2 separate regions of the Homo sapiens genome follow, and region 1 is linked to region 2. Evidence: chromatin loops called from intact Hi-C (ENCODE). Cell type or tissue: adrenal gland. All regions are shown on one strand. Links, peaks and the distances in the headings refer to the core of each region. The heading gives the core; the rest is flanking DNA. Region 1 has its middle 29 kb from the start of LINC01733. Region 2 has its middle 70 kb from the start of FAM182B.

The links. A loop is a pair of places that touch in the nucleus more often than their neighbours do. Peaks named below come from ENCODE experiments on the same cell type or tissue, not always from the same donor. Only the 100,000 strongest peaks of a DNase experiment are listed, where the experiment ranks them.
Region 1: a loop joins it to region 2, with 8 times the contacts of the local background. A loop is called at or near these places in 1 of 110 quality-filtered maps.

Annotation. Positions count from the first base shown.
Region 1 is chr20:25,982,547-25,986,929 of GRCh38, forward strand. No RefSeq gene overlaps it. Among named protein-coding and RNA genes, the nearest start is that of LINC01733, 29 kb to the left of the region's middle. In adrenal gland, for the core only: no CTCF peak of the experiment used is centred there; a DNase peak (open chromatin) is centred at 2,535; H3K4me3 peaks cover 685 bases.
Region 2 is chr20:25,863,590-25,867,972 of GRCh38, forward strand. No RefSeq gene overlaps it. Among named protein-coding and RNA genes, the nearest start is that of FAM182B, 70 kb to the left of the region's middle. In adrenal gland, for the core only: no CTCF peak of the experiment used is centred there; DNase peaks (open chromatin) are centred at 1,682, 2,292, 2,932, 4,132 and 1 weaker place; H3K4me3 peaks cover 782 bases.

The sequences.
Region 1 (4,383 bases), core at 205-4,204, 120 kb after region 2:
GATTCTACAAAATGAATGTTTCCAACCTGCAAAGTTTCCAACCTGCTGAATCAAAACTAACATTCAACTCTGTTAGATGAATCCACACGTTGCAAAGCATTTTCACAGATAGCTAGTATCTAGTTTTCATCGTGGGATATTCAGTTTTTTACTACAGACCTCATTGGGTTTGAAATGACCCCTTGCAGATTCTAGAAAAATAGTGTTTCCAACCTGCTAAGTCAAAATAAAGGTTAAACTCTGTGAGATGAAACCACACATTGCAAAACATTTTTACAGATAGCTTGTTCTAGTTTTTATCATGGCATATGTGGTTTTTCACTATTGACCTCAATGAGCTCCAAAATGTCCCTTCCTTTATTCTACAAAAAGAATGTTTCCAACCTGCCCAATCAAAACAAGGTTTAACTCTGTGAGATGATTCTAAACATTGCAAAACATTTTCACACATAGCTTGTTTCTAGTTTTTATCCTGGGATATTTGGTTTTTGGTATAGGCCTCTATGGGCTCCAAAATTTCCCTTCATAGATATTACAAAAAGAGTGTTTTCAACCTTCTGAACCAAAACAAGGGTTTAACTCTGCGAGATGAATCCACACATCTCAAAGCATTTTCACAGATAATTTGTTGTCAGTTTTTATCAGGGATATTCGTTTTTTTATAATAGGCCTCAAGGACTCAGAAATTTCTTATTTTAGATTCTACTAAAAGAATGTTTCCAACCTGCTGTATATAAACATAGGTATAACTCTATGAGATAAATTCACACATAACAAACATTTTCACAGATAGCTCATTTCTAGCTTTTATCACAAGATATTCAGGTTTCACTATAGGCCTCAGTGGGCTCTGAAATGTTCCTTTGTAGATTCTACAAAAGAATGTTTGAAACCTGCAGAATAAAAACAAAAGTTTAACTCTGTGAGATGAATCCACACAACACAGAGCATTTTCACTAATAATTTGTTGATAGTTTCTATGGTGGGATATTTAGTTTATCAATACACTCATCCATGGGCTTCAAAATATCCCTTCATTGATCCTTGAAAAAGAGTGTTTCCAAAATGCTAAGTCAAAACAAATGTTTAACTCTGAGGGATAACCCACACATCACAAGGCATTTTCACAGATAGTCACTGGGAAGCTGGCCTTTCTGGAAAAGCCACCTTTTTGGCACCCCTCCCCTCATGCCCGTGACAGTGGCACAGTGCTGTATCCTGCCTGGGCTTTGGCCTCTGCTTTGTCCCTCCTCTTGCCCTGTCTCCCCTGCTTCTGAGGGGCCTACATGCCTCTTGCTCTGGCTGAATGTCTTCAACAATGATCACATCCCAGGCCGTCAGGGAGACACTTCCTGGAGATCCCTGTCGTGATTGTTTCTCTCTTTCAACCTGTTTCTGCTTGATAGGGCAGGATTGACGACCCTGGAGCTCTTGGCTTCCACACTTGTCTCAGACAGGGAAGCTTCCTTCCTCTCCGTGTTTCACCTCATGGGTGGGTGGATTGCCTGGAATGAGCACTAGGCGACCGTGACAGGCCTTGTCTTCTAGGACAGGTGGTGTCCCATTTCCTCTGCACTTCATGTCTCATTTGTGAGAGACATCCTCTCCTCTGCTCCTGGGTGGACTGACTCCCTGGATCTTTTGATGGTAAAGAATATCGGGGAAAGGAACCAAAGGGACTGGGCTGGGGCTGGAGCTGGGTCTGGATCTGGGGCTGGGGCTGGTTGCAGGGGAGGTTGGGTCAGGGCTACCTGGGCCGTGGAGGGTTGGGGGTGGGGTGAATTTTGCAGAAACCTCTTTAATCCTCTGGCAGGCATTTCAAAATGTGGCTTGGACTCAGGCACAGGCCCCCTCCTGGTTCCCAGTTGTTCTTTGATTTTCCTTGGCATCGATGGAAAGGTCACTTGATCCCTCCTTCCACCGGACACATGCCTGGACACCATTGTTGGTTTTGCCATCGCCCCATATGCCTCCGGTGACACACATTCACACCATCTGCTCTGGGATACGCCAGTGCCACGCTTGGTCGCATTGGCCTCACCTCGGAATCGCCTCTGTCTTTGTTTGCACGTGTCCTGAAAAGCAGTGTCAGCTTGGAGGAGACTCAGGGCTTTTAGAAGCGGGGCAGGCCACTGCTCTTTCAAAGGGGGAGGGAGGCAGAGGGCTCAGGGATCAGTGAATTTTCAGCTGACACCACGCGTTGAGGCCCATGTGATCATTCTGTGCTGCAGGGAGGCCCTGCCTGCCTCACCAGATGTGGTGAACCCATCCTTTCTCACCCAGAGGGGTCCAAAATCGGATCTGAAGGGGAGTTCTGAGAACCTAGCAGGCACCCTGAAGCTCCCCGTCCATCGGTGGAAGTCGGCTCAAGGAGGTCCTGAAGACTGGACTCCTGGGGGTTTGGCCCTGGGCCAGGACATCTGCGGCCCCCTCTCCCACGCGGCCCCAAACGGGACCCCAGATCCAGCCTCTGCCAAGGCTGCAGGAGGAGCCCCCCTGCTGCTGCGCAGCCACGGCCTTATTTAAAGGGGACGCAGCCCCACTGCCAGGAGCAGAGCGTTAGTCGGCCCAACCAATGCGCATGCGCGAGGCGTGAGCGGATTCTCCCATCACAGTGGTTCCCACGGTTGTCTTAGAAACCAGTCTCCGAGGCTTGGCAAAGCAGTTCTCCTTGGCAGTGCTTGGGTGTCGGGACTCCGAGGTTCCGGCCTGACCGCTCCACGGGGTCGACAGGAACGTCTCCAGATGCCAGGAGTCGCAAAGAGCCGACCACGACGATGAGACCACGGGCGGAGTCCAGGGGAAGCAGCAAGGCATCCCAGCCTCAGGCCTGCCCGGACGGTGTTCGGGTGAGTCTCCCCAAAAGTCGTGCCCCCGGGATCTCAAGGACAGGTCGGCTTGCGTGCCCCTGGGCTGCTCTCTCACCCGAGGGTCGTTCTCATCCAGAGCAGAACCCCGCAGCCTCAGGTGTTGCCTGGGGGTGTGTGTTTCTGTGCCACTGCTGTATGACTCTGTGTGTGTGTGTGTGTGTGTGTGTCTCCCATTCTCTCTTCTGTCTCTGTCTCTCACTCTCTGTGTGTTTCTTTCCCTCTCTCTGTCCATTTGTGTGTGTGTGCCCGTGTGCGAGTGTGTCTTTGGACGAATGTGCCCTGTGCGCCAAAAAGCGATTTCTCGCATGTCAGCCTTTCTTTGGTGAGCCTCTTTCTGTGTCTCTGCCTGGGTCCTGTGGCTGGCTGTCAATCGTTTTCACCCTGGTACCACTTTGGCTGTGTGAAGGCTTCGACCGCGTGAGGAGATGCGTTGGTCCCGGAGCAATTGAAATCTCATCCTCATCCTGAGCGGCCTCATTTTTAGGATCAAGATGACCACACTGCAGCCAAGGACGAAAGCCCCACAGGAGCTCATTGTTTTGCAGGAGAGGAGTGGACCCACGTCAGAAATGAGGTTGTATCTTTTCCCGGGTCTTCTGTGAGCAATGAAGCCACATCACGATAGAGTCTTGAAGAGGAATCCGGAAATGGGAGTTGGCAATCCCTGTCACTGGAACGCTGGCCTCTCTGGACAAGCCACACTTCTGGCCCCCCTCCTCTTATGCTCGTGGAGGTGGCACGGTGCTGTATCCTGCCTGAGCTCTGGCCTCTGCCCTGCCTTCCCTCTTGCTCTGTCTCCCCTGTTTCTCAGCCGCCTAGATGCCTCTTGCTCTGGCTGAATGTCTTCAACAAAGATCATTTCCCTGTCCGTCAGGGAGACACTTCCTGGAGATCCGTGTCATGATTGTGTCTCTCTCCAAACCTGTTTCTGCTTGATTGGGCAGGTTTGATGTCCCTGGAGCTCTTGGCTTCCATGCGTGTCTCAGACAGGGAAGCTACCTTGGTCTCCATGTTTCACCTCATGTGTAGGTGGATTGCCTAGAAGCAACGGTAAGCGACCGTGACCGGCCTTGTCTTCTAGGACAGGCGTGGTGAAACATGTCCTCTGCATCTCCTGTCTCATTCTTGAGGGACATCCTCTCCTCTGCTCCTGGGTGGACGGACTCCCTGAATCTTTTGGCCGCGTCTTAGATCTGAGGTGTTCTTTGATTTTGGTTGGCATTGATGGAAAGGTCACTTGTGCTCCCCTTCAGCCGGGCACATGCCTGGACACCATTGCTTGTTTTGCCATTGCCCCATATGCCCTCAGTGACACACATCCATACCATCTGCTCTGGTATACGCCAGTGCCACACGTGGTCGCCTTGGCTCCACCTGGGAATCGCCTCTGTCCCTGTTTGCACTTGTCCTGGAAAGCGGTATCAGCTTGCAGGAGCCCCAGGGCTTTTAAAAGTGGGGCGGGCCACTGCTCTTTCAATGGAGGAGGGAGGCAGACAGCTCATGGGTCAGTGAA
Region 2 (4,383 bases), core at 254-4,253:
GGACGCCTGCTGTGTTCTCAGGACTCCCCTTCAGATCTGATTTTGGCCCCCACCGAGTGAGATAGGATGGGCTCACCACATCTGGTGAGGCAGGCAGGGCCTCGCTGCAGCACACAATGATCCCATGGGTCTCAAGGCATGCTGTCAGCTGAAATTTCACTGATCCATCAGCCCTCTGCCTCCCTTCTCCTTTTAAAGAACACTGGCCTGCCGGGCTTCTAAAAGCCCTGGGGCTCTGGAAGCCAATCGCAATTTACAGGACACGTGCAAACAGGAACAGGGGCGAATCCCAGGTGGAGACCATGCGTTGACGTGTGGCACTGACCAATCCCACAGCAGATGGCTTGAATGTGTGTAACCAGAGGAATGTGGGGCGACGGCGAAACAAACGATGCTGTCTAGGCATGTGCCCGGTGGAAGGGAGGGTCAAGTGACATTTCCATCACAGCAATGAAAAATTAAAGAACACTTGGGAAACAGGAGGCGGCTTGTGACTGACCGGATCCAAAATTTGAAATTCCTGCCAGAGCAACAAATAGGTTTCTGCAAAATTCACCCCAAGGCCAAAGCTCCACCGCCCAGGTAGCCCTCACACAACCTCCCCTGCACCAAGCCCCAGCCCCAGCACCAGCAACAGCCCCAGCCCCAGCCCCAGACCCAGCCCAGTCACCTTGGTTCCCTGACTTTCGTTACGGGCAAAAGATCCAGGGAGACAGTCCACCCAGAAGCAGAGGAGAGGTGTCCCTCAACAATGAGACAGGAATTGCAGAGGAAATGGGACACTACCTGTTCTTGAAGACAAGGCCAGTCACGGTCGCCTAGCGCTCCTTCTAGGCAATCCACGCACCCATGAAGGGAAACATGGAGAACAAGCAAGCTTTCCTGTCTGAGACACTTATGGGAGCAAAGAGCTCCACGGTCACGAGATCTGCCCAATCAAGCAGAAACAGGTTTGGAGAGAGAAACAATCATAACAGGGATCTCCAGGAAATGTCTCCCTGACAGACTGGGAAGTCACGGACTGGGAAGTCCCTGATGGACAGGGAAGACATGTGGCCAGAGAGAGAGGCATCTAGGACAGGGGAGACAGAGCAAGAGGGAGGACAGAGCAGAAGGAGCAAGAGGGAGGACAGAGCAGAGGCAGGACAGAGCAAGAAGAAGGAGAGAGCAGAGGCCGGAGCCCAGGCAGGAAACAGCACGGTGCCACCGCCACAGGCATAAGGGGAGGGGATCCAAAAGCGTGGCTTGTCCAGAGAAACCAGCGATCCAGTGACAGGGATTGTTGCCATCTCCCATTCCCGGCTTCCTCTTGCAGACTGTATCGTGCTATGGCTTCATTTCTCAGAGAAGAGCCGTGAAAAGATACAAGCATCTTCTCTGACGTGGGTCCGCTGCTCTCCTGTGGGACAAAGAGCTCCTGTGGGGCTCTTGTCCTCAGCTGCAGTGTTTTCATCTTGATGCTAGAAAAGAGGCTGCTCAGGATGAGGATGAGATTTCAATTGCTCCAGGACCGACGCATCTCCTCACGTGGGCCAGGCCTTCACACACCCAAAGCGGATCCGCGGCCGCGAAAACGATTGACAACCGGCCTCATGACCCAGGCAAAGATGCAGAAAGAGGCTCACCAAAGACAGGCCGCCATGCGAGAAACCGCTTTGTGGCACACAGGGCACATTCGGCCAAAGACACACATGGACACGGGCACACACACACAAACCCACAGAGAGAGGGAAAGAAACTCACAGAGATTGAGAGACAGAGAGAGAAGAGAGAATGGGAGACACACACACAGACACACAGATACACACACACACACACACACACACACACACAGACACACACACAGAGTCATACAGCAGAGGCATGAAAACACACACCCCCAGGCAACCCCTGAGGCTGCGGGGTTCTGCTGTCGACCCTCTGGTGAGAGAGCACCCTAGGGGCACGCATTCCAACCTGTCTTCGAGATCTCTGACGGCGGCACGACTTTTGGGGAGACTCAACCCAACCAACACCATCCCGGCAGGCCTGAGGCTGGGATGCCGTGCTGCTTCCCCAGGACTCCGCCTGGGGTTTCCTCATCCTGGTCGGCCCTTTGCGACTCCTGGCATCCGGAAACCTTCCCGTCGACCCCGTGGAGAGGTCAGGCCGGAGCCTCAGAGCCCCGACACACAAGCACTGGCACAGAGGGCTCCTGCTTTGCCGAGCCTCAGAGACTGGTTTCTAAGACAACTGTGGGAAGCACTGTGACGGGAGAAGCCGCTCGCACCTCACGCATGCGCATTGGCTGGGCCGACTCGCTCTCCGCTCCTGGCAGGCAGGCTGCGTCCTCTTTAAATAATGCCACCGCTGCGCAGCGGCTGGATCCGGGCTCCAGTTTGGGGCGGCGTGGGAGAGGCGACCGCGGGTGTCTTGTCCTGTCCCAGGGCCAAACCCCCAGGTGTCCTGTCCCCAGGACCTCCTTGAGCTGACTTCCACCTTGGGAGGAAGGGGGAGCTTCAGGACGCCTGCTGTGTTCTCAGGACTCCCCTTCAGATCCCATTTTGGCCCACTCCGAGTGAGATAGGATGGGCTCGCCACATCTGGTGAGGCAGGCAGGGCCTCGCTGCAGCACAGAATGATCCCATAGGTCTCAAGGCCTAGTGTCAGCTGCAAATTCACTGATCCATCAGCCCTCTGCCTCCCTCCTCCTTTGAAAGAGCAGTGGCCTGCCCAGCTTCTAAAAGCCCTGGTGCTCCGGAAAGCCCACCATGCTTTACAGGACACTTGCAGGCAGGAACCAGGGCAAATCCGATGTGGAGACCATGTGACCACGCGTGGCACTGGCGTATCCCACAGCAGATGGTGTGAATGTGTGTCACCGGAGGCATACGGAGCGATGGCGAAAGAAACGGTGGTGTCCAGGCATGTGCCGGTGGAAGGGTGGAACGAGTGAACTTTCCCACAATGCCAAGGAAAATCGAAGAACACCTGGGACCCGGGGGGTGGCAGGGGGCGTGTGCCTGACCCAAGCCATGTTTTCAAATGCCTAGCAGAGGAGCAAAGAGGTTTCTGCAAAATTCGCCCCACCTCTAACCCTCCACCACCCTGGTAGCCCTGACGGAACTTCGGCTACACTCAGCCCCAGCCCCAGCCCCAGCCCAGTCCCTTTGGTTCCCTGACATTCGTTTCGGACAGAAGGTCATGGGAGTCAGTCCACCCAGGAGCAGAGAAGAGGATGTCCCTCAAGAATGAGACAGGAAGCGCAGAGGAAATGCGACACCACCTGTCCTGGAAGACAAGGCCAGTCACGGTCGCCTAGCGCTCTTTCTAGGCAATCCACCCACCCATGAGGGGAAACGTGGAGAAGAAGGAAGCTTCCCTGCCTGAGACATGTATGGAAGTCAAGAGCTCCAGGGTCATGAGACCTGCCCAATCCAGCAGAAACACGTTTGGAGAGAGAAACAGTCATGACACGGATCTCCAGGTAGTGTCTCCCTGACGGACTGGGAAGTCATCTTTGCTGAAGACATTTGGCGAGAGCGAGAGGCATCCAGGCCCCTGAGAAACAGGGGAGGCAGAGCGAGAGGGAGGAGAGAGCAGAGGCCGGAGCCCAGGCAGCGTATAGCACCGTGCCACCTCCATGGGCATAAGGGGAGGGGTTCCAAAAGCGTGGCTTTTCCAGAGAGGCCAGCGTTCCAGTGACAGGGATTGTTGCCATCTCCCATTCCCGGCTTCCTCTTGCAGACCGTAGCGTGGTGTGGCTTCATTTCTCAGAGAAGAGCCGTGAAAAGATACAAGCATCTTCTCTGACGTGGGACCTCTGCTCTCCTGTCGGACAAAGAGCTCCTATGGGGCTCTTGTCCTCGGCTGCAGTGTGTTCATCTTGGTCCTAGGAGAGAGGCCGCTCAGGATGGGGATGAGATTTCAATTGCTCCGGGACCGACGCATCTCCTCACGTGGGCCAGGCCTTCACACACCCAAAGCGGATCCGCGGCCGTGAAAACGATTGACAACCGGCCTCATGAGCAAGACAGAGATGCAGAAAGAGGCTCACCAAAGACAGGCCGCCATGCAAGAAACCGCTTTGTGGCGCACAGGGCACATTCGGCCAAAGACACACACGCACTCGGTCACACACACACAAACCCACAGAGAGAGGGAAAGAAACACACAGAGACTGAGAGGTAGAGAGAGAAGACAGAATGGGAGACACACACAGAGTCATACAGCAGAGGCATTGAAACACACACCCCCACGCAACCCCTGAGGCTTCGGGGTTCTGCTCTGGATGAGAAGGACCCTCGGGTGAGAGAGCAGCCCAGGAGCACGCAGGCCGACCTGTCCTCGAGATCACGGCGGCACGACTTTTGGGGAGACTCACCCCAACCATCACCGTCCGGG